3 separate regions of the Homo sapiens genome follow, and regions 1 and 2 are each linked to region 3. The links are chromatin loops, found by intact Hi-C in ENCODE. Cell type or tissue: Caco-2. All regions are shown on one strand. Links, peaks and the distances in the headings refer to the core of each region. The heading gives the core; the rest is flanking DNA. Region 1 overlaps PBX1 (PBX homeobox 1). Region 2 overlaps PBX1 (PBX homeobox 1). Region 3 overlaps PBX1 (PBX homeobox 1).

What was found. A loop is a pair of places that touch in the nucleus more often than their neighbours do. Peaks named below come from ENCODE experiments on the same cell type or tissue, not always from the same donor. Only the 100,000 strongest peaks of a DNase experiment are listed, where the experiment ranks them.
Region 1: it touches region 3 in a loop (4-fold over the local background); 1 of 110 quality-filtered maps calls a loop at or near these places.
Region 2: it touches region 3 in a loop (3-fold over the local background); 1 of 110 quality-filtered maps calls a loop at or near these places.

What each region holds. Positions count from the first base shown.
Region 1 is chr1:164,643,955-164,654,922 of GRCh38, reverse strand. All of the region lies in intron 2 of PBX1 (PBX homeobox 1), which reads right to left. Among named protein-coding and RNA genes, the nearest start is that of PBX1, 90 kb to the right of the region's middle. RefSeq lists an enhancer at 2,996-4,122. In Caco-2, for the core only: no CTCF peak of the experiment used is centred there; DNase peaks (open chromatin) are centred at 5,260, 6,112 and 7,442.
Region 2 is chr1:164,678,165-164,689,132 of GRCh38, reverse strand. The region is part of intron 2 of PBX1 (PBX homeobox 1); the gene reads right to left. Among named protein-coding and RNA genes, the nearest start is that of PBX1-AS1, 91 kb to the left of the region's middle. In Caco-2, for the core only: no CTCF peak of the experiment used is centred there; a DNase peak (open chromatin) is centred at 5,652.
Region 3 is chr1:164,582,558-164,593,525 of GRCh38, reverse strand. The region is part of intron 2 of PBX1 (PBX homeobox 1); the gene reads right to left. Among named protein-coding and RNA genes, the nearest start is that of PBX1, 29 kb to the right of the region's middle. RefSeq lists enhancers at 1-844, 1,926-2,893. In Caco-2, for the core only: no CTCF peak of the experiment used is centred there; DNase peaks (open chromatin) are centred at 3,163 and 4,355; H3K4me3 peaks cover 769 bases.

The DNA.
Region 1 (10,968 bases), core at 3,400-8,399, 60 kb before region 3:
AATACAGATCACATCACACATTACTCCCCAATCACAAGCTCCTGATGGCAGAGGCTGGCTTTATCTATTTCTTATACCCAGTTCGATAAATGCTGCTGAATGAATAGAGAAATGCTTAAGACTTGGTTAACTATCTTGGTTCTTCCATTGACTGACTACAACTGAATCCTTTCTGAATAGGCCTTAAATGCTACATAACTGAGTTTATTTTCATGAAGTTTATGTGTGTGGGAATGGAGAAGAAAGTAGAACTACTGATGTGATGCCACCAAATCTCCACTCTCAGACCATTCTCTTCCCATTTTGACTCTTTAGAAAGTACAGATATCACCAGGGATAGTTTTAAAAAGAAGGAAAGAATTTAAATTCCAGTATTTCTCACATCACTTGTCCATATCTTTCAAAAACCTTCTTGATCCTGTTCCTCCTCAAATGTGTTCAACCCAGCTGAAGCAGTGGATTTAATGACAAAGGCCATCAGCGATGAGATAATCACACGACATAGTAAGTTTAAAATCAATGAAACCTGAGGCCTGATGTTTTGCCATGATGTCACCTCTAACCAGAGTTCCAAAGACTGGGCCTCTTTTCTGTTAATACAAATGGCAAATCATAGAGACCCTGGAAATACACACGCACATCCTACCTTTTTGGTTCAAGGTAAAAGCACTACATTATAAGTAAGGGAACCTGGATTTTCTTGCCATTCTAAGTGCCAAAAATCTTAGTGGAGTGACAAAGTTTTTCATATTGTCCCCATCTACAAAATGCAAATATTAGAGCTAGACACCCTACCCCCAATGCACTGTGTTTACGGAATATCTGCCAGCAATTTCTAGTCCCGATTTGTGATATCCTTGAGTTGACTCTACTGTTTGGAAAAGAATGGTAAAAATTTATCAGAAACAAAATTCCATTTTAATCTTGGGAAAAAGGAGCAGAATTTTAAAATCAAATAACTAACACAGAAAACTCCAAAGAAGGAACAGGCTGTTCTATTGTCACACCTATTGTTATAAATAGCCAAGGACAATGAAGCAGACAATGAGCCCCAAGCAAAGAAACAAGTAAGTTCCAAGCCATTTAAAGTATGGGTTTGTGGGCCCAGGTTTGAGAGGTGCGGCCATGACAGGCTTTTGTCTGCCCTGTGCCTCAGCTCACTCCTCACTCTGTTACCCAGGCTGGAGTGCAGTGGCACCATCTTGGCTCACCGCAACCTCCGCTTCCCCGGTTCAAGCGATGCTCCTGCCTTAGTCTCCCAAGTAGCTGGGATTATAGGTGCCTACCACCACGCCTGGCTAATTTTTGTTTTTTAGTAGACGGGGTTTCACCACGTTGGCCAGGCTGGTCTCGAACTCCTGACCTCAAGTGATCCACCCACCCCAGCCTCCAAAAGTGCTAGTATTACATGTGTAAGGCACCATGCTCAGCCCCTCACTCATCCCTCTTGCCCAGCACCACGGCCCTGCCACTGAATTCAGGGAGCCAGGCCATCACCCATGTGCTCTAAAACGCTTATAAAAAAATTGTATCTTACATACTAAATTATTGTAAAAAGATTTAAAAAAAAAAAACAAGTGAGACTGGATAAAAAAATTGTGGTGTATTCACATAATAGAATACCACTCGATAATAAGGAGGGGTGAAGTACTGATGCAAGCAATAACACAGATAAATCTCAAGAAACAGTGTGATAAGTAAAAGCCGGGTACAAAAGTACACATGTTGTGTAATTCTACTAACAAAGTTTAAACAAGGCTGGGTGTGGTGGGTCACGCCTCTAATGCCAGCACTTTGGGAGGCTGAGGCGGGCAGATCACTTGAGGTCAGGAGTTCAAGACCACCCTGGCCAACATGGCAAAACTCCATCTCTACAAAAAATGCAAAAATTAGCCGGGTGTGGTGGCGCACACCTGTAATCTCAGCTACTCAGGAGGCTGAGGCAGAACTACTTGAACCCGGGAGGTAGAGATTGAAGCAAGCCAAGGTCGCACCACTGCCCTCCAGCCTGAGCGACAGAGTGAGACTCTGTCCGAAAAAAAAAAAAAAGTTTAAACAGGCAAAAATAAACTATGGCGGTGGGGGTGCGGGTGGTAAGAGAAGTAAAAGGGGCTGAAAGAAACTTTCCAGGGTGATAAAGGGGTGTTGGTTACATGAGTATATTTACTTGTCAAAACACTTCAAACTGTATATTTTAGGTCTAACTATTTTGCTGTATATAAATTTTCAAGTTTTAAAATTCACAAGCTTATTTATCTTTTAACTTCCTCCCACCTCTTGACAAAAATCTAGGAAGTTTAGTGGTATAAGGGAAAAACACTGAATTCTGGAAAGGGAGGATCTGAAATGTAACCCTCTTCTCTCACCTTCTAGTTCTATTACCTTGAGCAAGTAAGTTAACATCTCTATCCCTCATTTTTCCCATCTGTAGAATGGGAAGAATCTATTAATGGTCATCTCCAACAAAATGCCCCAAATATAAAATGCCAATAATATAAAGGAAAATGCTTTGTAAATGACACAAGGTTATATAGAAAAGAGATGAAATGAATCACTATTTTCCAAATTGGGGTGGAGTGAGGGGAGGAAAATCTGCTAGAGTACCCCCACAGGGGTTATTTAAATTTATACGAGGTCAGGAGATAGAGACCGTCCTGGCCAACATGGTGAAATCCCGTCTCTACTAAAAATACAAAAATTAGCTGGGTGTGGTGGTACATGCTTGTAATCTCAGCTACTTGGGAGGCTGAGGCAGAAGACTGGCTTGAACCTGGGAGACGGAGATTGCAGTGAGCTGAGATTGTGCCACTGCACTCCAGCCTGGTGACAGAGACTCCCTCTCCAAAAAAAAAAAAGTGATGATTTCCTCTTTCTACCATTTTGAAACATAGATTTCCACAGCTGATCAGAGCCACCAAACCAAGAGCTCACATTTGGCTTCTACTTTTCCTTACACACACACACACACACACACACACACACACACACACACCCTCCCTCCATAAGCTCTGACTCCTCTTACTTGCTCTGTCTGCTTTGCGAGGTGCCCAATCTGCATAAACCATGAAAATAAATCAACCAGACAACGAGGAAAAAGCAACAAACCGCAGCCAAGGCCAAGGTACAAACCCCACCCGGGGAAGAATAGGTCATTAGGTCCTGCTGTGAGTCATGGATGTCACCATGCTTAAAGTGGATTTGGTCGCAGGAGGAAAGTCACCCATTTGTGGGCTCCTCTCTGTCTCATTCCCCTCCTTTCTTCTCCCCCCACCTTCAACTGTTCTTCTTTTTGGAGGGTTGTTTATGTGTTCTCTGCACCTCCCTCTTCCCCTGCTCTTGCTTCTCTCCTGCACTTTCTCTTTCTCTCTAGGCTGGGTTTAATTTGACACCTTGAGCTTTGGTAACGAGGTGGGGAGCAGAGCAGCCACAGCGGAATTCATTAGGCTCAACACTGCAGGGCCCGCTCTCTGTGCGTTAATGACATCGGAGGGTAGGGAAACGAGACAGCCACCACGCGAGATGAAATAAACATGAGGACTGTCAGCAGTGACAGCCTAAGCAAAGGGGACAAAATGAGCCAGGTAGAGACCTTTCCCCGTCCGCACAATGCAAACCGACAGCTTGCAATGCCCCCGCCTCTGCACAGCCTCCACCACCCCCTCCCCTGCACAGCCTCCACCACCCCCTCCCCAAAGCTGAAGGGTGGGTAATGGGGAGGGGGGTGAGATCCAAGTGTGGATGGGAAAGAAGGAAATAAAATACAATTAAATTATCATTGTTTTAACATACAAATTTCATTTATCAGTTTAATGTTGGTGGAAACCGAATTCATCACCCTCCTTCAGAGATGGGAGGTACAAGGAGGCTGGGGTGGGAGCTGACATGCCTGGGCTGGGCTATGCTTGAAGTGTTCTTTCCTTTCCCCTCACCTCTTAAGGTCTAGGCTGATTTTTTTTTTTTCTGAGCAACATCATTCCCCCCATTTTCAACCACCATCCCTCCCTGGTACTAAAGGGAATGCTGCAAGGAGGAAAAGAAGGGAGAAGGGAAGCAGAGGTGGTGGAGAAGGATCTGAAATGCTACTTCCTGCACGCTTTTTTTTTTCTTGGAGGTGGAAGGAGTGGAGGATGATGATGAAAATTCAAGCAGCATGTACTAGACGGCAGAGCAGCATGAGCTACATCCACACTGTGCAAAGTCCTTAATGTGCACACCTAGAGGAGCAAGGGCCCTGTTCTCAGTTAACAGTTGTCAAGAGACAAAGACAGGTTGTCCTGCTGGGTTAACTGGCAAGGAAAGTTTTAGGGACTATGATGGCTCTCTATTCTCCACATAATGCAGACTGTAAACAGACTAAATCAGGGCTGCCTTCTCTTCCAATAGAAAGTAGCAACGATAGTTAGGCATGGTGGTTCACACCTGTAACCCTAGCACTTCGGGAGTCTGAGGCGGGCGGATCACTTGTCAGGAGTCCAAGACCAACCTGGCCAATATGGTCAAACCCTGTCTCTACTAAAAATACAAAAACTAGTCAGGCATGGTAGCAGGTGCCTGTAATCCCAGCTACTCAGGAGGCTGAGGCAGGAGAATCTATTGAACCTGGGAGGCGGAGGCTGCAGTAAGCCAAGATCACGCCAGTGCCCTGCAGCCTGGGCAAAAGAGCAAGACTCCATCTCAAAAAAAAAAAAAAAAAGTAGCAAAGAAAAAGTCTCTCTTTACACCAGATGCCTAAGAGTCCAGTGGCTTCCCCATCTCCAAAAAGTCTCCAAATCTGACTCCATATGGCTGGCCACAATGTGAGGCCCGGGGATGGGATCTGTAGCACTACATTTGCCCTAATTTTGTCTGCAGATCCACATGGCCAGAGTTAAGAGTTGCTTCTATGCCCCTTTCCCAGAAACCTTCAACTCTTTCTCTCCCTTCCTCAGAGAGAGGAGTTTGGTAAGCAAAGACCATATTTTAAAGCCAAATATCTTTGTTTTTTTTTGGCCATGGACTTCTCAAGCAAAGTTTTCAAAGAACCCCCAAAGCTGGCAATGTTATTATGAGAAGGGACATGAAAGCCATTATATTTTTATTAACTAGCATTAAGAGGAATTCATAAGAGAAAGTATGTGAAGGCTGGATCAAGGTCCAAATTCAAACTTAGAACAGACCCAGCATGGTCATTTTGAGTTGCATGAGTTTAAGTTTGCTCCCTGGCAGGGGGTGGAATGCAATAAAAAGCTAACTTGAAAGTTTGCTACAGTATGCTGCAGGGATGTGAAGGACAAGGGAGGCCAGGTGCAGCAGACTGGGAGCTCCTTATGCTTGAATTCATGGGACACAATCTAGGAAGCCAAGTGGCCATGGCTCCAAGCCACACATAGGAACAACTAACACCAGAAAACAGCCACTTTCGCATACTGGGGGGAAAAAACTGATAGATTTAGGGCATTATCTTTTCAAGGGGTTGGGAGGATGACAGTTTTGTCAAACAGGTCCTGGGTTTAAGGTTTAGAGACTCCCAACAAAAGTATTCTCTACATTCGAAAATAGTTAACACTTTCCTTCCCTATATGGCATGAAAATAGATGAGTCAGCACCTCATACTAAGCACTGTAATCCCTGAAGGAAAGCGATCCATTAATAAAAGTGCTTTAGATGTGTTTTACATCTAAAAGACTAATTTTGTTTTAAGCTAGAAAATATGATTATAGAATACTTTGTTAAGGGAAGGAGACACACACAGCCCATTTGTTTTGGAAGGCAGCAGGTGAAGTGACTAAGCGCATGGCGGTGGGAGAGGACCTAACTAGATCTGTAGGCCAATGTTCCCACATTGCAGTACATTCTAGCATGGACCCCCTGAAAATGATCCAGGTCCAGAATGAACACAAAGTAACCCCACAGAGGTGTGTCATCTTGGAATGAAAGAGGCAAACAGCCTAAGTCACATCAATCACAAAACTGTGATACCAAAGGTATCACAGTTAAACAAAAAGCATGTTTCCCATATTACTCATTTGGACCCTCCCACAATTTTCTTTCTTTTAGCCCAGTTCTAATTGCAAGCCTGCCCCTGGGGCTAGAGGCCCCTGCTCTGGTGCATGTTTTCATTACATTACACTGCCTTGCTCAATCTCTAAGGTAATCTCTGCAGAAGCTGATTTCTCCTCTCATGTTTTCTCTCCTATCTGAAAAAGAAAGCCAAACGCCCTCCCGCCAAGGGCAAGCAGCTGACAAATCAACAAGTCCAGGGTCATTCTAAGAGGCATTAGGTATAGTAGAAAGAGTGGGGTAGCTTAGAGTAAGATAAACAAGTTTGATCCCCTTCTCTACTATTTACAGGTTTTGGGACCCAGAGAAAATTATGTAGCCTCTCTGGGCCTCCATGTCCTTCTCTGTAAAATGGGGAGGATAACAGCAACCTCTCTGCTGCGTGCAAGTAAAATATCCTAAGTGTGATTTCCCTACAACGGTAGCTGGCATGTGGCTAACACTTTCAGTGGGAGCCAGCTAGTGAGGAGGTGGCCAAAGAACTTGCTGTGACACTTCTGAAGTTTCCTGGCCTTGAAGTATGTGAAAAATAAGTTACACAAGCCAAATGGGCTACACTTACTATAAGAATAACCTAGAGCTTGGTAACTTCAAAGTACAGTTTTAAGTTTCCTTCCTCCACTGTTAATTGGAAACACTTAAATCACACCCCTAATAATAAGCCTTTCTTTGCCTTTCTTTGGGCACACTCAAGCTCACCTCCTATTGTCAGCCTTCCCAGGTCCCCGGGTATTTCACAACCCCAGTGCATAACACAAAAGCTGGGGTGGGCTGGGCACGGTGGCTCACGCCTGCAATCCCAGCACTTTGGGAGACCGAGATGGGCAGATCACGAGGTCAGGAGATCGAGACCTTCCTGGCTAATACGGTGAAACCCCGTCTCTACTAAAAATACAAAAAAATTAGCCGGGCGTAGTGGTGGGCGCCCGTAGTCCCAGCTACTCGGGAGGCTGAGGCAGGAGAATGGCATGAACCCGGGAGGCGGAGTTTGCAGTGAGCCGAGATCGCGCCACCGCACTCCAGCCTGGGCGACTGAGCAAGACTCTGTCTCAAAAAAAAAAAAAAAAAGCTGGGGTGCTTTGAGAAAATACAGATGCTCAGCACCAGCCCCCAGATGTTCTGATTTCATCATTCCAGGGTAGATCCCAGGCACCAGTAATATTTTTTAAAAGTTCCCCAGGTGATTTTAATGTTCAGCCAGGGTTGAAAACCACTCTGTACCAAATATACTTGTTATTGAAAGGTTTATGCATAACATTAAAAAAAATTTTATGATGATTTTTATTGCCGTAACAACTTGGCAGAAGGGTTAGGCCTGCTCACCTAAAAAGGAAAGCTCCTCAGGCTTCTTAAAAGATCATACCTGGGAGGGGCCCAGGGGGTCAACTAGGTCACCTCGATTTCATGGAGGAGGCTGACAGAAGGAAGTGACTTTCCCTGATAACAAAACAACTTCCCAGCAGGGCTGGATTCCTTCCTGGGAAGCCTGCAGTCTTTACGATTTTCCTCCTTTGGCTGTAGTGGTGGCTCTGGGGTCCGGACTGCCGTGCTCTTCTCTCTGCTCTTCCTCCCTCTTTTCTCATCCTCCCTAGTGGTTCCTCCTCCAACGGCCCCTGTTCAACCTTTAGTGCTAACTGCTATCAGTTTGAAGAGTTCATTCAGTGCCTTGAGCTTTGAAAGGGAAGGTGCCATGAAAATCTTAATAAACAAATAAATAATTCATACTAGGCATTGGTCTATTCTCTGCACCACTGGGTTTCAAAGGTTACTTAAAAGCAGACTCTTTCCCACAAACCCAAGCAAATAAAATCCATGAAACAAAGGTGCAGGGGTTGAAGTTGGGGTGGGACCCCCGAGCCTGTAGGGCTGCCCCCCTTACTACCAGGAAGGCTGTCCTGGGACATCTCCACACTCTTCCGAGGGCCATGCCCTGCAGACCAGACTGAATGCCACCACACTAAAGGTATGAGTGCACAGCATGTGTTTGCGGTGGGCAGTCCTAAAGGATACAATGGCATTCCACTACACATCCTGACCCCTAAAAAGGATTTGCTGTAAAGCAAACACACCTCTGTGAAAAACTGCATGTACTGAAATTGGGTGGTGAGAAAAATAAAGAGACATGGCGGTAGTTGGACCTGCTCAATCTACTCAATCCTGAAATGGATTTAAGACCCCATAACTATCAAAAAAACTCTCTCCTCTCAACGAGCAGGGACATATCCTAACAAATGTACACAGGTATGTGTGACTTTCTACCTATTATCTCTCCTGAAGACTTGGTGTCCCCAAGTCTTTTTTGCATTCAGAAACAAGGAATAATGGAGCACAATTAGAAGTAAGGGGTCGGTTTGGCCATATCTCCCCATCAGAAGCATCCACAGGTCTTTGGCAGCCAGGTCAGAGGTTGCCTCTTCTAGGTAGTCAGCCTACAAGGGAAGCTCTAAAAACCACCCTCTAGTTGATTCCATAATGTATGTGGCTGTCAATGACAAGCTTTCCTACTGTTGATCAAACTAGTTATGCAGTAACCACTACTGATTCAGTACCTAAATTTGCCAAAAACATCAGATTGATTATTTTAAATGGTTTTCATAACATAGATGCGGTGAGGATTAAAATGGGATTTTTCACTTGTTTCTTTGTTCCTTTAACCAGCATGCTGCTCCTGAATCAATTTCCCCTTCATTCTTCTGCTCCAAAGAAATTCTGACTTGCTGAAAAGACTAGGTCTGAATAACCAAAATGCCATCAAGAAAAGGAGGCACAGAGAGAAAAATAAAATCCCTTCAGATTCGCATCTTGTGTTATGCATAAAAGCACTTTTGTTTGGCCCTTATAATTTTTTCCCCAGGGCAGTTGCCATAATCCCCACTTATAGATGAGATAACTGAGACAGAAAGATGAGGTGACTTGCCCACAGTCACACAGTCTGTGTCTTCTGAGGCTTGGATCCAAGTCTTCCACTTCTCAATGCAGTTCTTTACCTATCACACAACTCCTGCCTCAAAATTCAAAGCGCCCATTGTTAACCTGGACTGAAGAAAGTTAAAAAATCACTGAAAAACTTTAATTCAGGACGGTCACATCACCTTAGTGTTGTCATTTCTGCCCAGTATAATCTCATTACCATTTCCAATTTCCCTGGGGACAAATTTGCACATTAATCGGGAGTGAGGTATATATCTGTGTGTACGTGTTGGCAAGAATAATGGGCCCTCAACTATTTTCAAAGGTCCCCTTACTTTGTCCTCAATATTTCCATCCCAAGTCCTCCTGCCATGGTTTTTCTCCCACCTCTCTTGTTCCAAGTTCTTTTTGATCACCCCCCACTATACTCTTTAGCCCTAAGCCCCCCTTCTCCTCTGCCTTAAAATCAAACAGCCATGGAGTTTGTTCAGATTCCCTATTCATCAAGGAAATGAATTCCATATGCATAATTCATTTCTTTTGTGAACTTTTTTCCCCTTCAGGGAGTTAATGCTCCCTAGTGCATTGGGAACAGAGACAGTGACAGAAGGACCAGAGAGCAAGGGGGCAAAAATGCTTTTCCCCATGTAAATGGGACAGATAGGGGCCAAAAGGTCTGGCCTCTGCTGGCGGACACCTTGAGCTCTACAATTCTATCTCACCAAAAGAAGGGGGGGAATCCTGTACTGGTTATTAGGGCACAATAGGCTTCATCCTTAAGGGTGAGAAGCCCAGGGAGCCCAGAAGCCTTTTGAGGCTGGAGGCCTTATTTCCAAACCCAGTGGATGACTCATGGGTAGAAAGAAATCGATAGAGTCCTCCCACTCCTTTATGTCTCTGCTCATATTAAAAACCCAAAACTAAACAAAGAGATATACACCGTGCCCAATGCACCATGTTTAACAGCTGTTGCATTTGGAGAAAAAGCAGTCCCTAGTCCAAAGTCAGATTTGAAAAACGGCTTTATTAAGAGAAAGATTTACTGTATATGAACTCCAAGACTAGAAACTGGAGGAGGAGCAGCTGAAAGAGACAGATCTGCCAGACGGAGAGCCCAACTGATTCCACTGGCTGATGTTACCTCTTGGCAAGATACACTGACCCACACAACATCCTGGACGTTGAAGCCTTTGGTTATTAACTCTTTAATAACAGTCTGGAGTCCCCAAAGTTCAGAACTGATTTAATAAATGGCACAAGACACATTAAGGCCAAGATACAGTTTTTATCCTGAAACAGTCTATTTCAGGCAATTCATGTTACTTGGCATCTTATTTAAATATTTTTTAATCCATCCTTCTTTTTTGCTTTTAACTTCCAACTTTATCTCCATTTAGGAAAAAAAAAAACAAAAGCTGATAAACGTTTTAGATTTAGGAATTGTTTTGCCTGATTTGCCCAAGACCACCTCTTAGCTCAGGGTCTGCATTTTGTAAGCGAAGGGTGGCAGGCTCTCTTAGAGGAACTGTCTAGGGTCCTAAGATGAGCAGAATTTGACACACACCTCCTAATATAGACTGCTCCAAAGATGCTGTTTAATACATAATAATAAAATTTCATTTGCGGTTTACTTTTTTCTGTACAGTTGGATATAGACTAGATAGGTAATGTACTAGTAGGAAACAAAAGTGGATCCACCAATAAATTCAAAGAAACAGAAATTTAACTGTGAATCCTGTAGAATTAACTTGTAAAGACAAGTAAAATCCCCCACGGCTTTCATCTAATGTATGAAATGAAAACCAGAAAGCAGCTGGCCAGCCTTTTTTAACCCTATATTAGAAGCATGATGCCAAAAGTAAACACTCCACATAGAAACTAGGGACATCATCGACATTTAGGAGATTAGAGAAAGGGCTTGGCTGCTGACCTCAGAGAGCTTATAGTCTATTTACAAAAGAAAGAATTGTGAAGGGAATGCCAAAGTTAAAGTTAAACTGAACCCAAAGAATATACAAG
Region 2 (10,968 bases), core at 3,656-8,655, 94 kb before region 3:
CCCAGCAATGAGGGGACATTAATTTCAATTCTGGTGTTTAAACACTTTGGCGAGTCCCAATTACTCATTCCCCAGCTCGATAGGAGCCCTGGAGGAAGGTCGTTGCCTCTCTGCGTGGCCTGCGGCACCAAGGGGAGGCGCGACGCCACCCTCCAGCCAGACACAGGTCTTCTTTGGCTGAGAGAGCAGGGATGAGGCAAGACGGGGTTGTTCCCTCCTATTCCTTAGTCAAATAGTGACATGAAGGGCCACTTCAGGGAATACCCAGACTTGCATTACAGCAGTTTCCATGAAAGGCTGTGTGCAAAGAAGAGTTCAGGAAATCAGATCCTATTTTTTTCTTAGCCCACATCTGAGGATGACAATCATTTAATAGAGAAGAGCAAAGCTCTGAAATCTCCTAGAAGGGGAGATATTGGGGGAAGAATGGAAAGTGGCGACAGAGTCATGTGTTGTTAGGGTCATGTGTCATTGATGAAGACCTTAAAAAAGAGGTGTAAGAGGTCATGGCCCTGGTGTGAGTGGGGTTAGGTATGGCATGGTGGCAGTTTCCAGCTACCTCATGGCTCGCTAGAAATGTATGTGGCAGACTTTCCATCTTGCAAAGGATTAGAGATGGAAATCCCATATATCACATGAGCAAATGCGGAAGTAAGTTTTGCAATGCTATGGAACTGAAGAAATTTCAGTTATTATTTTTCAGGTATGGTTCCATTTCTGACAGCACCTGCAACTTTATTAAAAGTTCTTCAGCAATGCACCAACCTCTCCTTCAAGTTGTAATTGATCTGTACTCAAATACATCAGAAACTCTCTCTACTTATAGGAGCTTGCTACCAAATACTTTACCGAACTGAGGAATGTTTTTTAATAACGTGAATAATTATCCTCAAGTCTATCTGAACAGTAATTTCCAGTTAATGATAAAGTGTCTAAAGGCGGATGCACACGTTTCAAAGATAAAGCCCTAAGGTTGAGAAAATGACGATGAAAAGATAGCATGAGATGCATGGTCCTTGACATGAGGGGAAAAGAGCTGGGAGAGGCAGGTGTCCCCCGGGCAAAGGTCTTTGCCACAAAGATTAGTTCCTAGAGAGCACCATGGTTGTCGCTAGGGGAAGAGCCTAGGGCATGTGTGGTATCTTGGGCATATCATAACAGAGTCTCAAATAGGTCTCCACTGCAGGGCACAGCTGGGGAGAGTTAGCAAGATCTGAAAACATGAAACCAATAAAGAGAAAGAACAACCCACCTGGTTCTTATCAAAGTTATTTCTTCTTTAAGTGAGTGCTAAGTCCAGTTTCTGCATATATAAGTTCTTCGGAAAGAACTCAGAACTAAGTGCCAGAAGCCAATGCTGGTTATGTTACTAACTGTATGGCTGGTCCACCTCATATTGCCAATAAGACATCAAATACTCTTAAAACCTTGCGTATGTTTTTGGCTTCATTCAGATGTGCAACGAGAATCCCTGTAGCCACATAAGCTGGGCTGATACATAGTCAACACCAGTACAAGTGGACCAGAAGCTAGACACTAAACTATTTCCTTTTTTTTTTTTTTTTTTTTTTAGACAAGGTCTCACTTTATCACCCAGCTGGAGTGCAGTGGTGCAATCATGACTTGCTACAGCCTCGACCCCCAAGGGCTCAGGTGGATCCTCCCATCTCAGCCTCCCCAGTAGCTGGGACCATAGGCGTGCCCCACCACACCTGGCTAATTTTTGTATTTTTTGTAGAGACAGGGTTTCACCATGTTGCCCAGACCGGTCTTGAACTCCTAGACTCAAGCAATCCTCCTGGCTCAGCCTCCCAAAGTGCTGGGATTAGAGGTGTGAGCCACGTGTCTGGCCTGAAATACTTAGATACCAGTTGATAAACAGTTGTGCCTTACACTACCTCTCCACCTCCAAATGCCAACCCCTTTTTGTTCCAGCCTCTCTTCCTTATGTTCCAAGGATCTAAGAGTTAAAGTGTTAATACTCTGCATACAAAAGGTAGTCTTGAGGACCATGCTCCAGAACTATGGCTGTTGTCCACCCTGACTTGCTGGTGCCCATGCCACCATGATTGTTATTAAGTAGCTTGAGTTCTACTTTTGCATCCAAGAATTACGAAAGGTCAATGCATCACTCATTTGGTTTTGTTTTTGTTTTCGTTTTTTTGGTTTTTTTTTTGGGATGCAGTCTCGCTCTGTCGCCCAGGCTGGAGTGCAGTGGCACGATCTCTGCTTACAGCAAGCTCTGCCTCCCAGGTTCACGACATTCTCCTACCCCAGCCTCCCGAGTAGCTGGGACTACAGGCGCCCGCCACCACACCCGGCTAATTTTTGTATTTTTAGTAGAGACGGGGTTTCATCGTGTTAGCCAGGATGGTCTCAATCTCCTGACCTCGTGATCCGCCCGCCTCAGCCTCCCAAAGATCACTCATTTGTTGAACAAACTTACCCATGGCTGAAGATGTACCTGACCCATGCCTAGGAGAGCAGGAATATTAAGTGGTAACCTTGTGTCTCCCATTGATTCACTTCTGTGAACACAAGGAGGAATCCCTTCCCCATTCTATCATCCAACCTCTCCTTTCTACCTTCTGATACCTTAAAGTGCCTTTCCTCCTGACCATTCTGGGGCTGCTGCCAAGGTAAGTTCTTATGACCCATTTGTTCCTGATGCCACCTCTGCTGCATCTGTCCTTGTTTTCACTCTGTTTGATTCCCATCAAATGGGCCATGGAAGTTTCCCAAGAAGCCACACCAAATAAAAATGACAGGTTTGGCAACAACAGAGAAACCTGGTAAAATGTTGATATTTGACACAGCAGAGAAACTGGGAAATGGGTGAACAGTTTAGTCACAGATCAAAAACCACATACTCACAGGTTCCAGGTGACCGAACACTTTCATCTGAAAAGAGTACAGTGGTAATCACCATAATAATAAGGAACATCATTTAGTGAGCACCTACTGGGTGTTAGGCCTTTACACATATCCCCTCATCTAATCCTTGTAAGTTCCCCGCCCTGTAGGTAGCTCTCCCCTTAATAGATGAATAAATGGAGGGCTGGAGAAATTCAGCAGCATTGATTGCCAATGTCATCAATAGTAAATATCTGAAGGAGGATTCAAACTCAGGTCTAACTCCAAGGCCCAGACTCTTCCCCTGGGTGGTGCTGCACTTTGTAACACTCACCACGGGGGAACAGGCACCTAATGTTCTCCAGCAGAAGCTGCAAGAAAACCATGGTCTGAGGTTTTCTCCAACAGATCCTGAACTCTCACTGCCAGGAGGGCGGCCTGTGTGTATAGAATGCACTTAGCCTTTGGAGTCATACAGTCTGAGTTCCTGTCCAGGCTTTTTCTCTCACTAGCTGTGTGACTTTGGAATTAACTTAATTCTCACTTTTCCCTTCTGAAAAAGGGGAAATGCCTACCCTCTGTTTCAATAATTGAGAACTGCTGTAATAATTGTAAAAATGTGTATAAAAGTCCTAACACTGTTGCTTGTACAGGGAGGCTTCCAGTGAATACTAACTTCCCTTTTGTCTCTGGACCCTCTTCCCTTTGCAGGGGAAACAAATACTCTCACATTATTTCATGGCTGTAAGAGGTGGGAAGGGGGACCGAGTGGAGCAGAAATCTGGCTCAGATGTTCACTGGGAGGAAGTGGACTCTGCATTTCTTCCACCACAGGAAGCATGAAGGTGTTACTAATTTGTTGAAGTAAACTTGTCTGGGACATTTTGATAAGCTGCTGCTATGCTATTTTTGTGGGCTAAAAAGTACATTTTTCATATAAATAGAACTAAAAATAACAACAACTGTAATAATGCAAAGAGATACCAAAAAAGCCATTTCCACCTCATAGGAATGAATAGCCATGACAGCAAGAAACCTTCAAAAAGCAGGCTGTTGCAAGGTGTGAATAAAACACTGGTGGAATCTGCCAGTGATGCTTTTGTATGACTTAGACATCTCCTAAAAGACAGGACTAGAACCCTGGATTCAGAAAACGAGGCCCGCGTCTTGGTCAGATCAAGAAACATCCTGTGTCCTTGAGGAAGTCATTAACCTCTCTGAGACTTACTTTCCCAATCAGTAATTGGTTCTTGTAATTTATGTCTAATTCCTAAGGTTGTGGTGAGGATTACGTGAGGTAACATATCTATAAGTGAATTTTCTTTTGCTTCTTGCTGAAGTTCCACACACAAGACTAAGTAGTTCTTAACCATAAAACGTTATATAAGGTTTATTTACTTTCAGTATTATGGAAATGAGTGCAAGCAAAATAGGATTATATTCTGTAAATATATCGGGAGGGGAACAAAGAAGTGCTATCGTCAAACACAGTGCCCCAGATCTTTTTGCCAATACAAGGTGACATAAGGACTCTGTCTCAGGAACCTCATGGGAAAAGCACTCCCTTCCTTTTTAAGTGATTTCTGAAAGCAGAGGGTGATAATTCTCTTTTCATATTTATTATCCTCAGGAAGTAACTTCTTCATGTATCTTGATGCTCAGAGAGGTCATTTGGGTCTATGAATCTAGAACACTCAGAGAAATATCTAAATACAGTCTTTTCAGTGAAAGGACTGGTCAAAGAAGAATCCTGGTCTGCCTCAAATACCTGAGATCCCTATTTTCAGTGTATTATGGCATCTAAAATTTTTAAAGCATTTTTTTAAGCCTGCTTCTCAAAACTTAGGGAAAGCAGTAAAGCATAGATTGCCTTTTATCTCCCTCAGTTTTTCAGAATTCATAATGCATAAGAGAGGTCAAAGAATAAAGACTTCTTTTATTTCTACAATGCTTTCACAAAGTGTCCAGAAACAGGGAAAACATGATGATAATGTTACCTGCCAGAGATAGGTAAGATCTATCTACAGATATACCTACAAAATGCAAACAAGACCCTTGAGCTTAAGGAATTCACAAGGATATTCATAAGGCTGCTTTAAAGGTAAGCATAGCTGTTAGATATTCTGTACATAAACAGGAAAGAAATCTTTAGAATAATTACAGGCTGGGCGCAGTGGCTCATGCTTGTAATCCCAGTATTTGGGAAGGCCAATGCAGGAGGATCATTTGAGGCTAGGAGTTCAAGACCAGCCTGAGCAACATACTGAGACCCCTTCATCTCTATGAAAATCTAAAAAATACATAAAATTAGCCTGGTGTGTTGGCACATGCCTATATTCCCAGCTACTCAGGAGGATTGCTGGTGCCCAGGAGTTAGAGGCTGAAGTGAACTATGATCACGCCACTCCACTCCAGCCTGGGTGATAAGAGTGAAATCCTGTCTCAAAAACAAAACAAAACAAAACAAAACAAACAAAATCCAATAAATCTTAAAGTGATCCCTCATCAATACTGAAAAAAAAAAAAAAAGACTTCACACAACACAAGCACATCTCAAAAGCAAAATTTGACAGTAAGTTTCTGGACCATGTTCAGCAGTCAGTCCTTAACTAGTTTATTCTAAGATGGGTCCGCATTAAAAGTGAGAGTGTGTATGTGTTTTGGAAGGTGGGGTGGTAGTTCCTGACACATTAACAAGGTGATACAGAAGAAAGACTTAGATTCCATTCAGATGATCTGGTTTTGAAAACCAGTTCTACCACCACCCAAGTAATCTTAGGCAAGGCACTTAACCTCCTGGAGCCTCAGTTGTCATACATAGGAAGATTAATGACATGTACCTGGCTTATCTCCTTTGTTGCGTAAGTCAAGATAATAAAAGTGAAAGAATATGGCCTGTTAGAAGAATCGCTGGGCTTGAAATCAGAGAGTCCGGGTCAAAGTCTTATTTTAGACACTTTCTAATGACCTTAGGCAAATTCCTTGCAATTTTGGGTTTCTTCTTCTGTAAAATGGGGCTATTTCTTCTGTCTCAGGACATACCACTTGGGATCAAATGAAAACACCTGATATGAAATAAGGAAAGCTATACACCACCACACAAATCTGAATGCTATTGACTGATACAGGGCCATGCAAATACAGGATGTTACTGTTATCTGCTTACTAATACATATCAGCAGCTTTGAGTTTTCAACCAAAATTTGATGATGGTTGTAGAATCACCACTCTCTTGGAGGCTTTCTTTCCCTCCATCCTCTGCGTCAAGACATGCTTAGTAAATAGCTTTCCACATCAAAAAACTCACAGCCTGGGTTCTGAGCAGTACTCGCCTATGGGAAAATAAGCAGAATGAAAGAAAAGGGCCTGACAACTCTAAGAGCTGCTCTGCCCTTGCAAGGATCCCATCTGCAAGGAAGGGAGGTATGAGGGGAGCAAAGGAAGAACTCCTTCCGTCGGCACAAGTTGTTTCCCAGGGACGAACTCTGATCCATGACGGGACTCTGCAATGGCAGCAGCCACAGGTTTTATGTCCCCGAGCACAGTGGCCTGATTACTCAGTTACCAATTCCATCAGCAGCCTGAGGAATGAGGTTGCTATTTAACAGTAGAAGAAAAATAAAGGTAGAACCTAAGGCCTGGTGATCCTTAGGGCACATAATTAGTTTCTCTTTTTTTTTTTTAAGTTGAAAGTATCCAGTTTATGGGTACAGTTAAGAGTTAATAAAAACAGCAACTATTAAATGACTAAAAGACATCATTCCTAAAATAAAAGCTCCTTGAGGTCAGGAGGTTTGGTTTTGTTTTCCTTATTTTGTTTACTGATGTATTCCAAGAACAAAGAACAGTGCTGGCATTCAGTAGATGCTCAATAAGCATTTACTCAGCAGACGGATGGATGAGCTGATGAACAGGTTCTTCCCGTGGGTTCTGGAAGAGCTGTACCAAAACCAGGCTTTTTTCGAAATACCTGCAAAAAAAAGTGGATGATTCCAAATCCAACTGAAGTGTCTGCTCTCTCTCCAATTCAGAACAACCAGAAGGGCCTGTCTGAATTAGTAATGCATTAAAGAAAAGTAGGATTATTATATTCCAATTCTTTCCATCAGATGTAAAACATTATTGGTAGATCACATCTGTTTTAATAAATCTGTAAGAAAGACGTGTAATTATAATTATGTTACCATTGTATGTAAATGGCATTTTAACAAGACATATTAATACATTTTTATAGAGTACTTACAGCATACACTACAGAAATACTTAAAGGTGCTATTTTGATTGCTTGGATTCTTAAACGTTCCCTCTGAAGTCTTTACATATTAGTGTATTTAATGTTTCTTCATTTCCGGGTAAATATTTTTACCAGTTAAGACAAAGGCAAATTTGAGTTCCCGGGACCAAATATCAAAACATTGAGGACAAAAGGGTTTAATTTTTTTTTAACTTTTGTTTTAGGTTCAGGGGTGCATGTGTAGGTTTGTTATACAGGTAAATTACATGTCATGGGGGATGGGTGTATGAATTATTTTGTCAACCAGGTAATAAGCATAGTACCTCATAGGTAGTTTTTCAGTCCTCACTCCTCTTCCACGCTCCACTCTAAAGTAGGCCCCAGTGTCTAGGGTTTAAACTAATGAATGTTTTTACAATTGAGTTTTCATTTACTTTCTATGTTCTGGCTTCAACAGGTTACTGAAGCTGAGTCTCTCTCCTCACAGGCATCTAGGCCTGACAATCAGCTGTGATGATGTATCTTTGAACAGTTGTATCTCTAAGAGGAGGCTATAATTAACCTTGAAATTAATATCTTAATATATCAAAAGTCAATTGATTTATTTTAAATGCTTAGTTTTTCAACTCATTTTTCATTTACTTTCTAGTGTTCATTCCCTATGATTAAAAATACATATGAATATGTATATACAGGTATAAATGTACATGTTATAAACATACATACAAATTTCATTTTCTATTACCTGAGCACAAAGGAAAAAAGTAAAATCGGCTTTCTTTTATCTAGTTCTTAGGTTGAGTTTGTATTACAAAGAAAATGATTTATTAATGTATTTATTTGAGATAGGATCTCACACTATAGCCTCGAACTCCTGGGCCCAAGCAATCCTTCCACCTCAGCCTCCTGGGTAGCTGGGACTACAGGCACGCTCCCATCATGACAGGTTAATTTTTAAATTCTTAGTAGAGTCAGGCTGGTCTCGAACTCCTGGGCTCAAGCAATACTCTTCCCATGGCCTCCCAAAGTGCTGGGATTACAGGCATGAGCCACCATTCCTGGCCAGGAAAGGGTTTTAAATTAAAAATGCCAGGCTCACACATAGTAGGTGTTCTGTAAGTGTCTATAGAGTTATGAATTAAGAATAAATTAGAAATAATGCACAGAAACCTAAGGAACTGAGAGTTTTCGTTTCGTTCAGCCTAGGGAAGAGAAGATGAAGAGGTAAAAAATAAGTCTTCAACTATTTGAATGCAGGAGAGCAATAGATTTATTCTACATTGTGTCCAAAGGGAGACCTCAGACAGAATGGGGAAAGTTCCACTGAAGCAGATTCAGTTCACCATGAGAAAAAACAGCCTGTTTGATGTATACAATAGCCTAGCTGCATTTTTTTGTAAAATAATAATTATCCTGAAGGCTCCTTTAAGATAGAAGAATTTATGATTCTGTGATCTTCTTTCCTATTTCTAGAAGTACTTAGACAATATTCAGAAACATTAGCAGCCCTGTAGCAGTCATTGTAGTAGTGGTAGATCCACTGCATAAGAGTATAAAATCAGATCGCTTTATCTGTACACCAAACCTCAGCATCACACAATATACTCAGGTAATAAAACCTGTATGTGTACCCACTGAATCAAAAATTAAAGTTGAAAAAGAAAATAAAATCAGATCCCTCATGAATCTGTAATTCTAAAGTTGTAAATGCTCTCTCTTTCAGATATCCCCAAAACAGGAGTATGGGCTTTGCTTAAAATTTTTTAAAAAGGTAAATGAATATAATAAATGTTTGCTTTATAAACCTCTAGAATATAATTTTTAAGTAACTAAGTTCTAATTCCTTATGAAATATCTATAGGATCTGACTGAAAATAGATTTTCCTTCCACTTTCATTAAACCATGTAGGTCCATCCTACCAACATATAGCTATACGAATATACAACTACAGGCCGGATTTCCACATGGAATGGACTAATATATCTGCTCTACTCCATGGTCTTACTCTCGCTAGGAAGGAAGAAATTGTTAATTAATTCACGTGACTGATATTTCCAACAACACTCCTTTGTCCAAATAAGATCACATCAGTCAGTTTTCAGACAAATAAAAAAAAACCAGCAGGAGTTTGGAGTCATAAGACATAATTTGTGAGCTTCATTTTTCTGAGCCTCAGGTTTTCCATCTTTAAAATGAGGGGTGATCAATGTTTGTCCTAAGTACCTATTTCACAGGGTAGTTATAAAGATCAAATGAGAACACAAACATTAATGAAAACCTATAGTGCTACTCACAGGTGCATAAATTTAGAACATAACTGTGAAACATACGATAATAGCAAATTTTGTCTCCTAATTACTTAGACAATGCTTAAATGAATACAACCTGTCTTCTTTTTCTTAAGATTCAATACAGGTGTTGGGTTTCAGATCCAATGACCTTGGATTTATTGTTGTAGTTGTTGACAATCTGATGATCTCAGATTGTGACTTTATAAATAAAAAGGTCAAACGAAAGGGGTCTGCCTACTTGCAGCAAAAGCCCACAGGATTGCATACACTGTGTCCCATCACCTGTTTTCAAAGGAGCCTTTCCACTGCATCATAATTTTACTTGTCTCCTACTAAGGTCCCCAAGACCTGACAGCACCCCTCCCACCCAGTAGACTGCTCCCACTGTGATGTCCACAGCAGCCGATGGTCTCAGTAACTGTCTCACTGTCTTCATCCTTCCGCAGTGCAAACAAACTAACAAAAAGTGCAGAATTTGGCAAGGGTTTTGTAGTCTTCCATCTCTCTACCATCATTTCCTGCCTGGTGACTCTTCTTTAACCAGATAAAAAGGCATCATCCAGCTAGCCCAGCCTAGGAAACAAATTATTGGATGTGGTTAATTAAGAGTATAAAAACCTATGTAACGTTTAGGGGAAGAATGAGTATTGGGAAGAAAACCGATGGATGGTTTTTATATTTATTGGCAAACTCATTTCTGAAAACACTGGTCTTGATACAAGAAGATACATGTAGAATATGAATTTAGTGTTTTCTCCCTCTGCCTATGTGAGGATAATTTCCACACCACGTACGTGATTTTTCTGGAGTCTCAGATAAATCTAAATTAAAATAACCTTAGAGCTCCTCCTTCTTGCACCTCCACACAGGTCTCCCCTGGAGCTTGGAATGCATCTAACAGATGCCCTAAGAGAAAAAAAAAAAGTTGTTCATAAAACTACCATGCCGACTGAGGATGAGAGAGTGGCGTGTGAAGAAGATACCCTTAGCTGTGGTTTCCTTAGCACTGTGTTGATAGTAACAATCTATCACCTTCTTCTTTAATAAAGAGGGGTTTTGCTGAGATAATTATATAAGTGTACATATTGGCTGATGAAAACTAACAGATTACAAGACATAGGTTAAATTGTTGCAGGGATGTGGGGTTAGCCTTCCCCTAAATGGGCTGTGGCAGCTGGATGACTGGTTCCCAAGACTTTTCACTCAGGCCTTGGTTACCAGCTCATGTTCTCAGCCAGTCACGTGAAGAAGGCCAATGGCTCTGCTCATCAAAAATGCAATTTCCCACACATGGAGGACAATAGCACAAAACTATTCTCTTTCATTGCCAAATGAATTGTGTTTGGTAATCTGAAAGCATCATAAATTATAGAGACACAGACCCGAGGAGGATTATGCCTTCTATGCTGGCTGTGATACACAGAGAGCCTTGTGTGGATACAAACAGGGCTGGCGGCTCCTGGGTACACAGAAAAGGAATGCAGAGCTCAGGAGCTGAGTCCATCATATGGCCTTCAGCTTTGCGTCTTTTGTTCCTCTATCTGTTCCACCAAAGGACATCCTCATCCTATATAAACATATGGATACAT
Region 3 (10,968 bases), core at 2,110-7,109:
GTAACCACTGAAGCTGGGGTTTACAACCAGGACTCTCTGATTATTTTTCTCATCAGGTAAAAGGTGAGACAGTATGGGAGCAGACACAGTATTTCTAACCTTTTGGGGGCATAGATTAATTCTTTGGAAGTAACCTTGGCACCTGGGGTCCACCTAACATTTGAAAAATAAAAGTGCTACTACAGCAACCCACCAGGAGTCAAAATCCAACAAAATGATGTCTGGAATTATAAAGAGATAAGTTGGGTTAAAAAAGAATCTAAGGGTTGGCCAGGCGTGGTGGCTCATGCCTGTTATTCCCGCACTTTGCAAGGCCGAGGCAGGCAGATCACTTGAGCCCAGGAGTTCAGGACCAGTCTGGGCAACATGGCGAAACCCCATCTCTATTAAAAATACAAAAATTAGCTGGGTGTGGTGGCACACACCTGTAATGCCAGTTACTTGGGAGGCTGAGGCATGAGAATCCCTTGAACCCAGGAGACAGAGGTTGCAGTGAGCCAAGATCACGGCACTGCACTCCAGCCTGGGCTACAGAGCAAGACTCTGTCTCAAATTAAAAAAAAAAAAAAAATCTAAGGATTGTGTGCTACATACAAATGCTGGGAAAGTACTAGCTCCCAAGTTCCCATTGTGGGGAAGGAGAGAGAGCAGCCTGTCACAGGTGAGTGCTCACGACAGAAAACCCAGGGGCAGTCTTTATCCTCAGCAAGGCCAGCGCGTGGGAGCCTGGTGTGTCCAGGAAGCAGCAGAGACTCTACTCAGGAGGGATGGTTGGGGATACAGAATTCAAAGCCTGAGGAGCAATAAGCCCTGACACCTGGCTGGCCACATGTGGTCGTAGATCCTGTACTGCTTTTCAACTTACTGTGTGGAGATGCCATGCCAATTCCAACAAGGCCATTCCCTTTCACTCCCCCTGGTCCAGGCTAGACTCTGCCCCAAAGCCTCTGTGGCCAGGGCCAGCACCCTCAGACTCTGCTCAGACACTGCTGCTTCTCAATGACAAGGAGAAATGGTAATCACAACTGTGGCCTCAACTTCTCCTTTCCTTTCTCAACAGACCATCAACTTTGCAGACCCTTGAGAATTAAAGGCCTGCCAGGGATGATCTTAACTTTGGAAAGTTGGGCTACTAGGCAAATTTGCAGCAATAGAAGCTGCTTTGTGATTTCCCTTAAACTCAACCAAAATGGTTGGCATGGAGGTTTACACGTCAAAGCTAAGTGTTTCTATTTCCTTTCCTAGGACATATACTGGGATGAACCTCATCCAGACTCTCACACTCAAACTATGAGCCCTGTGAAGATTTCATATGCTAGGAAAGAATCGCTGTTGCTCTCTCTTAAAACCACAGACTTGAACACAACTTGATTTGAACAAAGGCCCTCCTCCCCACCTCCCTCCAGCTTCCCAACCCCCATCCCCTTCATCTGCCTTTCCCCCCAGCCACATTAACTACTCAGAAACACAGTCACTCCACTCTAGAGTTACTCAGGAATCACATTCTTAGAATAACTCATCAATTATACCTGTCAACTTGCCAAAAGTGCCACAGGGGAGGTGGAAAGTCTAGACTGCAATGAACTGCAGTGCCACAGCACCCCTGTTCACAGAAGGCCCCAACTTTGCAAATGCCTTTACAGGCTCACAAGAAACAAGAATCCAAGGAAATACAGGAGCACTGGGTTAGAATGCAGACACTATCACCAAGTTACTCTCAGGCTCAGGGTAGGGCATGGATCTCTCCATTTCTCTACTTGTAGGATAGGAAAACCTGCACAAGTCTGCTAACAGAATGTTCTGCCATACAAAGCCTGGGTTAGGAAACATTAAAAAGAAATGTCACTGTATTATTTAATATGCACACAAGCTCATCATCAATAAAAGCACTGCCAAGAAAGCAGCGCCATGACAGACATACTTTTAATTAATTGGCAAGGATCATTAGTAATTAGAACATTTATTGTATGCAAATGCTGCTGCTAACTCTGAAAAGTTTACTCTCTTAAGCAGGGTAAACATTCACATGAACCCGTTTGTGCTACTAATATAGTTACAGAGCTCCTTTTTTCATGGGTGAAAAGGTAAGTTTTCATTCAACTTAGCCCGAAATTATTTAGAATCCACATTATCAAAGATCTTAATTAATAAGGTTTTCCCTTGATTCCAAAATTTTTTGTGAACAGAACTCTTTTCCAGAAATATTTAACTGGGGGCCAGGAGCGGTGGCTGACGCCTGTAATCCCAGCACTTTGGGAAGCTGAGGCAGGCAGATCACTTGAGGCCAGGAGTTCCAGACCATCCTGGCCAACATGGTGAAACCCCGTCTCTACGAAAAATACAAAAATTAGCTGGGCATGGTGACACATGCCTGTAGTCCCAGCTACTTGGGAGGCTGAGGCAGGAGAATCGCTTGAACCTGGGAGGCAGAGGATGCAGTGAGCCAAGATCATGTCACTGCACTCCAGCCTGGCAACAGAGCAAGACTCCATCTCAAAAAAAAAAAAAAAAAAATTAGCCAAGTGTGGTGGCACACGCCTGTAGTCCCAGCTACTCACGAGGCTGAAGAAGGAGAATCACTTGAGCCCAGGAAGCGGAGGTTGCAGTGAGCCGAGATCGCACCACTGCCCTCCAGCCTGGGTGACAGAGTAAGATCTTGTCTCAAACAAACAAACAAAAACCTCAATAAATGTCTGGAAGGGTAATCATGCAGTCAGAGATTTTTTTTTTAATATCCTGAATCTTCAACATCCCTGTAGAGCAGACTTTGCTCTTTATTTGGTTTACAGTTTAACAAATCCTTAGATCAATGCCCTGTTTACCCCAACAGACTAAACTCCCAATTGCTCTAACCATCCAAGCTTCCAAGGGCTAGGTAAAAGCATACACTTTTGGGAGTCATATATAGTCCACTATGATTCTGAAGATTTAGGGGAGGAAAAGGCAATAGATCTCCTGGTCACAATGCCAAGTAAGATTTCACACTGTTGTCCTCCTCATTAAGGCTCACCAAAAACGGCACCTCTCAACTTAACTTCCTCCTCGTCAGTTTAGGCCCCATTATTCACTTCCCACAGAGCAGCTTGTTTACCTGAAGCACAGGGGGGCGGCGGCGATTGGGAAGAAGCAAGCAGTGCAAGTGAGCAAGTCCAGAGCACAAAGAAAACAAGGAGCATGCAGGAGAGCCCTGTGGTAGCTCCTAATGAGGCTGGGACAATCAAGAAAGTGTTCCCCTTTTGGCTCCTCCCTTTCCAGTTGCGCTGGCCAAGGTATTTCTTCTATCTGCTCCCTGACCCCCAGCTTTTTTTTTTTTCAACACAGGGTCTCGCTCTGTTGCCCAGGCTGGAGCACAGCAGCACGATCACGGCTCACTGCAGCCTTGACCTCCCAGGCTCAGCAATCTTCCCACCTCAGCCTCCCGAGTAGCTGGGACTAGAGGCATGTGCCACCACACCTGGATGTCTTATTATTATTACTATTTGTAGAAACAGGATCTCACTATGTTGCCCAGGCTGGTCTTGAAATCCTAGGCTCAAGCCATGTCTCACCTCAGCCTCCCAAAATGTTGGGATGAAAGACATGAGCCACCGCACCTGGCCTTTCTTATCAGCCTTTTTACGGGAGGCTCCGTGTGAGCATTAAGATATTTATTTTTCTCTGACAAACAAGAGCACCACAACAGGAACAGAAATCTAATTCAACTTCAATCACTGGATCACTATAAGACCTTGGAAAAGTCACTTCACCTTCCTCCCCAGCAATTCAATCTTAGGAACAGGAATCAGAAAAGTATTTGTCAGTCTCCTTCCCCATGGTGACAGGTGGATAATATCTCCTCCACCCTAAATACCTCGCAGGGATGGAGAAGGATGGATGAGCAGGCATTACAGCCAATATTCTACTCTCTGGCAATAAACAACTCACCTTTTGGAGGTAAACGGTCTCTTTCCAGGGCACCAGGGGATCATTTAGCACTCTGGAAGAAGTAATTTGCTCTATGGTTCTCTGGTGTCCTGAAAAGTGTAATCCACCTCCAAAAGGTGAACCCTTATATCCCAGAGAATTTGTTTTCTCTGGGATCAGAACGCTTTAATGTTTTCAGTTTCAGGAAAAGACACCACAGGTATCATTTTCTGGTCAAGAGAAGACTCTTCCCTCTCCCCGCCCCCTCTCCTTACTGATCATCCCATACTCTCTTCCCCTCAAACAGAAACCAGATGAAACCATCTGCAAACAACTTGGGAATGCTGTGTGTGTGCCTGCAGAAACTTAAACAAAAATCCTTTCTCAGCCGCGCCCCCCTCCTCCTTCCAGTGGTTGTTAAGGGCCCGGCGAGTTAATGGGAACTTTTCTCCTCTCCCCTCCCTCCCCCACTGCCCCTCTCCCGCCTGGGTCCTCAGCATTTGATTCCTGTCTGTCACTGAGTGATGAGGACAAAGGGTGAGGAGTCAGGAAAAGGTCTGCGCCACTTTGTTCAGAGTCTGGATTCGAACTTTGGATGAACCCTTCATCGGGGAGGGGGCTGGGGAGGAGGGGAGAGGCCGGCAAGGAGAAATCCGCTGCTGTTCTCGCCGCTGGAGCCTCAAAAAAGAGAGAAAGATTCTCTTTAAACAACAGAAAGGAAAAAAGAGGGTTAGGAGGGTAGAAACAGCCTCCCTCAGCCCAGTTAGGAAAAGGAGGGCATGGTGGGGGCGGAGGGATAAAGGGGGCTGAGCTTAAGAAAACAGAAGGCCGGGGCAACGCGCTCAAACAAGGCTGTTGGGCCCATGCTGTGGGCGGCCAGCCAAGAGCTAGTTTTGTTTCTTCCCCCTCCAGCCTCTCTCTCTCTCCCTCTTATTTTTTTTCCCCCTAAACCAAAGGGAATTCCTAATAAAGCCACAGCAGACTTGTAGAGAGCAAGGGAAAGGAAGAAGGAACCAGAGGTGGGGAAAAAAACAGATGAAACTCATTGCTTTCTGGAAGTCCAGAATAAAGAATATATATGCATATAAAATTATAGCACACTTCACCATATGCTTCGAAACTAAAAAAAAAAAAAAAAAAAAAAAAAAAGCTTAGTCCGGAGTGTATTTCTCTTTTCTCTTTTTCCTCATCTCTGTGTGTGTGTGCACTTACATATACTGGCTGGCAACTTTTACCGTGTGATTTTTTTTCCCCAAATCCTGTACTGTAGTTTTTAAAAAGCACTATTAACATACAGTTGAAGTCACAGCAAAAGCCAGTTTGTCTTCTTTGTGCTCAATAAAACCCAGCTGAAACTCTTTCACCTCCCCTTACTATTGATTTTTCTATTGTGCTCTACAGGCGGGTGTATCTCACTCACTCATCAGACTGCCTTTCATTCTGTGAACCTCTCTGACCGCATCTGGATGTGAGGTTTTTCAGCTCCCTGCGATGGGTATCCTTGCTTCATTCAATCATTTGGGGCCCGCATGCAACCATGCAGTCACTTTTGGTTTGGCCTCTGTCCTTTGGTCTTTGCCCCAGACTCTGGATTTCACTTCCAAAAAGATCAGGTGTCTATCCCAGCACAGAAGATGAGAGGTGACAAGGCATCCTTGCATCCTAGGGCTCTTTCTCTTCTCTTCTTGCATATAAAAATGGGACTTCAGTGACTGTGCAGGAGATTCAGAAAAGGGGTGGGGGATGAGAAGGAGGATCAGGGAGGAGTGTACTGCTGCAACATCTGGCACCTGTTCTACCTCTCCTGGGGACACCCCCTGGTGTGGCGCGTGTGAGGCTGTATGTGCCGGACTGCTGCAAGTGAGAACTCTGTGTCTGTGTGTGCCTCATCCGCACAAAACGATGTGAAGAAGAGAAGCAGATGGGTCAACAGGATGACTATTCATTAATCTTCTGAGAAACTGGGTTAGGAAGTGAATCCGTGTATTTAAAACTTCTCATTTTGCATTCCTATGAATGGGAGAATAAACTCTACACTTTGAATAAGAGTGCATGACATCCTTACTCTTAAAAAAAAAAATCAGACACACAAAGATCATCAGCTAACAACAAAGAGGCAGATAAAGTGCTGGGTGAGTATACACAATACAAAAAGGGCTCCTCACCCGACAAAAGGGAGTGCTAGAAGCATAGACCTGAAAGGGATCTTATTAATCATTCATATCTAACCCCTTCACTTAGAGATGAGACAGCCAAGACCCCCAATGTGTAAGCAACTTACCAAGTCACCACAACACTCTCCACAACACTCCCCTCTGGTGTTCCTTCTGTCATATACATTGCTTCCATGAAACTAAGGAATGGACTTAAGTTTAGGATAAGGATTACCAAAATCACACCCATACACTTTTTAGGAACACATCTACATAAAAGTGAAAGATAGCAGTACATCTTACCTGAAGATACAGCAGTAGTTGTAGCATCCTACATCCCAGTTATGTAAAACCGGGAATGAGAAACAGGGACACACACACACAAACAACACCCTATGCTGCTCAATGTCAAGCATGGGCTTGCTATTTCGCTGGTATACCTCGTTATGCATGACATCCTTACAACGCAGAGCTGCTGCTGAAATTGGGTGTGAGGTCGACATTCAAATCTCATTCTCCATATAAAATCCTGGTGGACTGTTGCCACTGTTCTCTCTGTGGGCAGATAACCTCTATTTTCAAGTTCCCTCTGCGGATAATGGTCTCGACTCACCATCATCTGACTCTCAATCACACCTCTCTGTTCAACTCCCTTGAGATCTCCAGCTCCATATTCACTGCATGCCCCACGAATTCTGTGTTCAACAGGATTTCTAAATCTATGCCATGTTCTAAATCAGCCCTCCACATGCCTGCCAATCTGTGACTTCTTTCTCTTGCTTTGATTTTATAAGCAATTGTGACAGTATAGGTTAACAAAGAAATCTTAGTTACATGGTGCTTTATAATTTACAAAGCATTTTACGCCCATCTCACTAGAGATTCACAACCTCCCTGGAAGTGGACAGGGCCTGGATAATGAGTGTAACTAGTGCCCCCATTACAGATAAGAAATTGTTCTGAGTGAGGTGCCCCCTCATTACCTATCAACTCAACATAGAACAGTCCAGTAATTGTTCCCTTGCATCATAATGCTGCTCCACATGGGCTCAGATGTTTCCATTCCACCTTGGAAATGAAAAGGGGAAAGCATGCATTTATTGAACATTCATCACGTGCCCAGTCCTGTGTTTGATGCTTGTTCTTGCAACAGGGATAACTTCAGCACGTTTACCATGAGCAGCTTCCTCTAGCACAGCAATGAAATACATGCACATGTGTCTTCTGCAGATAGTACACACCCCTTTGCTCTTCTTATTCCTATTTGTCTGAACACATTACAGCAATAAGTCAGTCCACCAATGTAAACCCCTAAACATAAGATGTGTGTGCCCATAGGACTATGAGAGCAATCACCTACATTTACAGTTCTTTCAACATGTGTGTAGTACAGCACCTATCTGTGAATATCAAAGTTGTACTGCCAGGTTCCCCAGTTGTTCTTCTCTCTTTTTTACTAAGTACTCCTGGAAAAAGCCATTTGTTGAATATCTGAATGAATGAATGAATGAATGAATGTCATAAGCACTACTTATTCAAAGGATGTTATACAGAAGAGGTGAAACTATATATTGACATTTATTTCATTAATTACAGAAAGGAAGGGGGTTCTTGTTTAAGAAAGGACTTCCCATGAACATTGGATGTAAAGAAAAAGTTTACAACCCAAAATGCTAAAAGCTTCTCAGCTAGACATACATTGTTATTAGCTGCCAAGATGCCCAAGTCAGGATGGCAGCCTTGGCAACTAAGAAGAACATAAATAAGAAATCTTAATAGATTGTGGTTCTACTGAGCAAGAAAGTGAAGCAACCACAGAAAAGAATCAGAGAAAGGAACTGGTTCTAGTGGTCTCTAAACCAAGCCAAAAGAAATGTTCAGGACATTTTTATTTAAATGCACTGGTTCTCAATGCCTGACTACCCCCCTCAAAGACTACAGTGAGATTCCTTGCCTGACACTGTCCCCCAACCCCAACCTCCCCAGACAAGTCTATAAATAGCAAAGCCACTAAAGCAAATGCTAAACTCAACACTGAGTGGGGCTGATGAGGAGGGAAGTTTGCAGGGAAAACTGAGTTTCTCACTACTCCTTACTCAGAAACATTAGAACTGCCCTGGGATTGGGGGAAGGGTATCCCCAGGGAATGACCCCAAAAAGTGACAGCCAAGTTTGAGATATCACAGACCATGACTAGGAATTTTCACTAAGGGAGGAGGGGAATGGAAAAAGGTGGGTAAAATTCTTCTTTCACTCTTCCCCAGGAAGAGGTTTAAATTACACATACTCACATTGGAAGGGGTTGGGGAAGGAGTGAGGAGTGTGCCCAGAAAGATGTCCATTCCATTCTTTCCCTTGCCTCCAGTTCTACAACCTCTTTCATTGATGTCAAATTAATTAGTTAATTTCCATTTTTAGCTTCCTGGTTTTATTTATTTTATTACTATTATTATTACTAGCAGTAGTAGTAGATGGAAGAGTCCTTTTCTAGTATTTTGGTTCATCTGATGGGAGGAAAACTGGACAAAAGGTCAACATGAACAGACAGAAAATTAGTTTAGCTTTTAAAAGAGGGGGAAAAAGAAAAGAGGAGATTTTGCAGATGAGAAGAGACAGGCCAAACTGTGGATGGGGATAAAAGGAAGGTACTGGAACCTGAGCCCTTGATTAGTTAAAGAAGCAGCTGCCCCCTCACCTCCGCCTCTCCCACTGGAAGGTTGTGTCCAGCCAGCTTCCTAGTCTGATTATCACTTGCCTTCACACGGTCCTCAGGTGTCCTCTCTTGCACACCTCCCATTCTACCTCACCCCCATCTACTCCATGATACCCCTCTTACTCTTCACACACCAAAACACAAAATCTTAACTCAGAAAACAGAGAGCTATTCAAGAACTTCTCCCCATTCAGTAACATGCTGATCCAAACCAGAAACCTTTCTCTCTGAGCACTTAACTGGAGTGATCCAATAGATCTAAGAGATCTAAGAGGCTTTTCCATCCTGTCTTCTAATTCTCGACACATCACATAAGAGCATACATAAGATGAACAAACTAGTATCCTTCAAGCAGACAATACTACTTTTAGATCTCTCTCTCTCTCTCTCTCTTTCTCTCTCTCTCCCTCCCTCCTTCCTAGAGACTGAGTCTGACTATGCTGTCCAGGCCGGACTAGAACTCCTGTGCTCAAGTGATCCTCCCACCTCAACCTCCCTAGTAGCTGGGATTTATAGGTATGCACCGTACTGCACTTGGCTTTTGGAAATAATTTCTTAAGATATTCACTCTAAAAATATAAGTAAATCCAAAGTAGATTTAGGTGAATTATTTGTGATTCCTTTCCTCCTTCCCCTCTCCCTCCCTTCCTTCCTTCAACTAGCATTTGTTGGGCATCAAATATATATACCAGGCACTGGTCTAGACATGCAAAGATGAATAAAGCATGGCTCACTAGGACCTTACCATCTTCAAGGGGGAGCTTGCAATCTTGGAGAAAACTGGATTCATCTTTCAGGACTTTCTTTGAGAACATATTGTGGGTTAAGTGCTATGCTATACTTAAGTTATCTTCAAGGGCCTGATCAAGAGCTGCCCTAAAGCGCCTTCGTTTTCTCCCAGAGGTAAGCAATTTGAGGACAAGTTCCTATCTTATATTTCTCACTCTGCCTGCCATAGAAGTACCTGGCAAATGGTTTTTAAATAGAAAGAAGGAAGAGGAGAAAGGAGGAAGAAAAGGAAATAAGGTAAACATTATTTCTAATAAGTGTAGCAATGAGTATCTAAAAATTAACAGCCCTGGATAAAACCAGTTGTGGTAGTTATTTGCTTTTTATACTCTTCATTTTACACGTATGTCTCAGGGACTGTCCCTCCTGGCCTTCTTAGGAACCATGTTTCTTCTGTAAGCCAGTCACAAGAATCACAATGGTGGCCACAACTCCAGCTGCCCATGAAAAATGGAACAGTGTCTCCCAGCTAAGGCTGCCAGGTCAAGTCAGGAGTAGACTAAAAGAGGGGCCCCACTCCCCTCTCACCCTGTGACCTGAGATTCAGAGAGGCTGGGTTAGTTAGCCCAGGAATGGAACCCTCTTCCCTAAAAAAGAATGGAAGCAAAAAACCAAATCTACAAGACAATAGCCTCTCTCCTCTCAGAAAACTCTCACATGCCCTATTATTCTTTTTTTTTTTTTCCCGCCTCTCTTGGCTTAAAGATCCAAACCCCAAATTCTAAAAGGTGAAGCTGGCTGTAATGAGAGTGTAGTTTAAGCAATCTATAAGTCATTTCACAAAAGAATGTTCACACTTCTATCATGTAGCAATTATCCAGCTAGAGTACAATATAACTATTAATACATGTTTATTCCCAGTAAATCATACCTTCCTCAAGGACAGGGACTTTTGATTCATCCCTCTTTTTATTTCAGAGTAAAGAGTAGCAAGTACTCAGTAAGTGTTAATAAATTAAATTTTCCCCTTTTGAATAAGCAGATAAAACAGTGTTTCAATTCAAAAATATATTAACTGAATATGTACTATGGGCTGAGCATACAAATCCTGTTCATCATTTTCAAGAAATTCTGAGTCTAACAAGAGAATTACATAGTAAACCAATAATTATGATAACATCTGATGAGTGCTGTGGATGGGTTATGCATAAAGGGCTATGGTAAAACATGAAATATAATTTTTTATCATGTCGTTGAGGGCAATGCCTATCATATCACTAGCATCTTCTTACTAGAAATTATGAGGCCGGGCACGGTGGCTCACACTTGTAATTCCCAGCACTTTGGGTGGCCAAGGCAGGCAGATCACCTGAGGTCAGGAGCTCCAGACCAACCTGACCAATATGATGAAACCCCATCTCTACTAAAAATACAAAAATTAGCTGGGTGTGGTGGCATGTGCCTGTAATC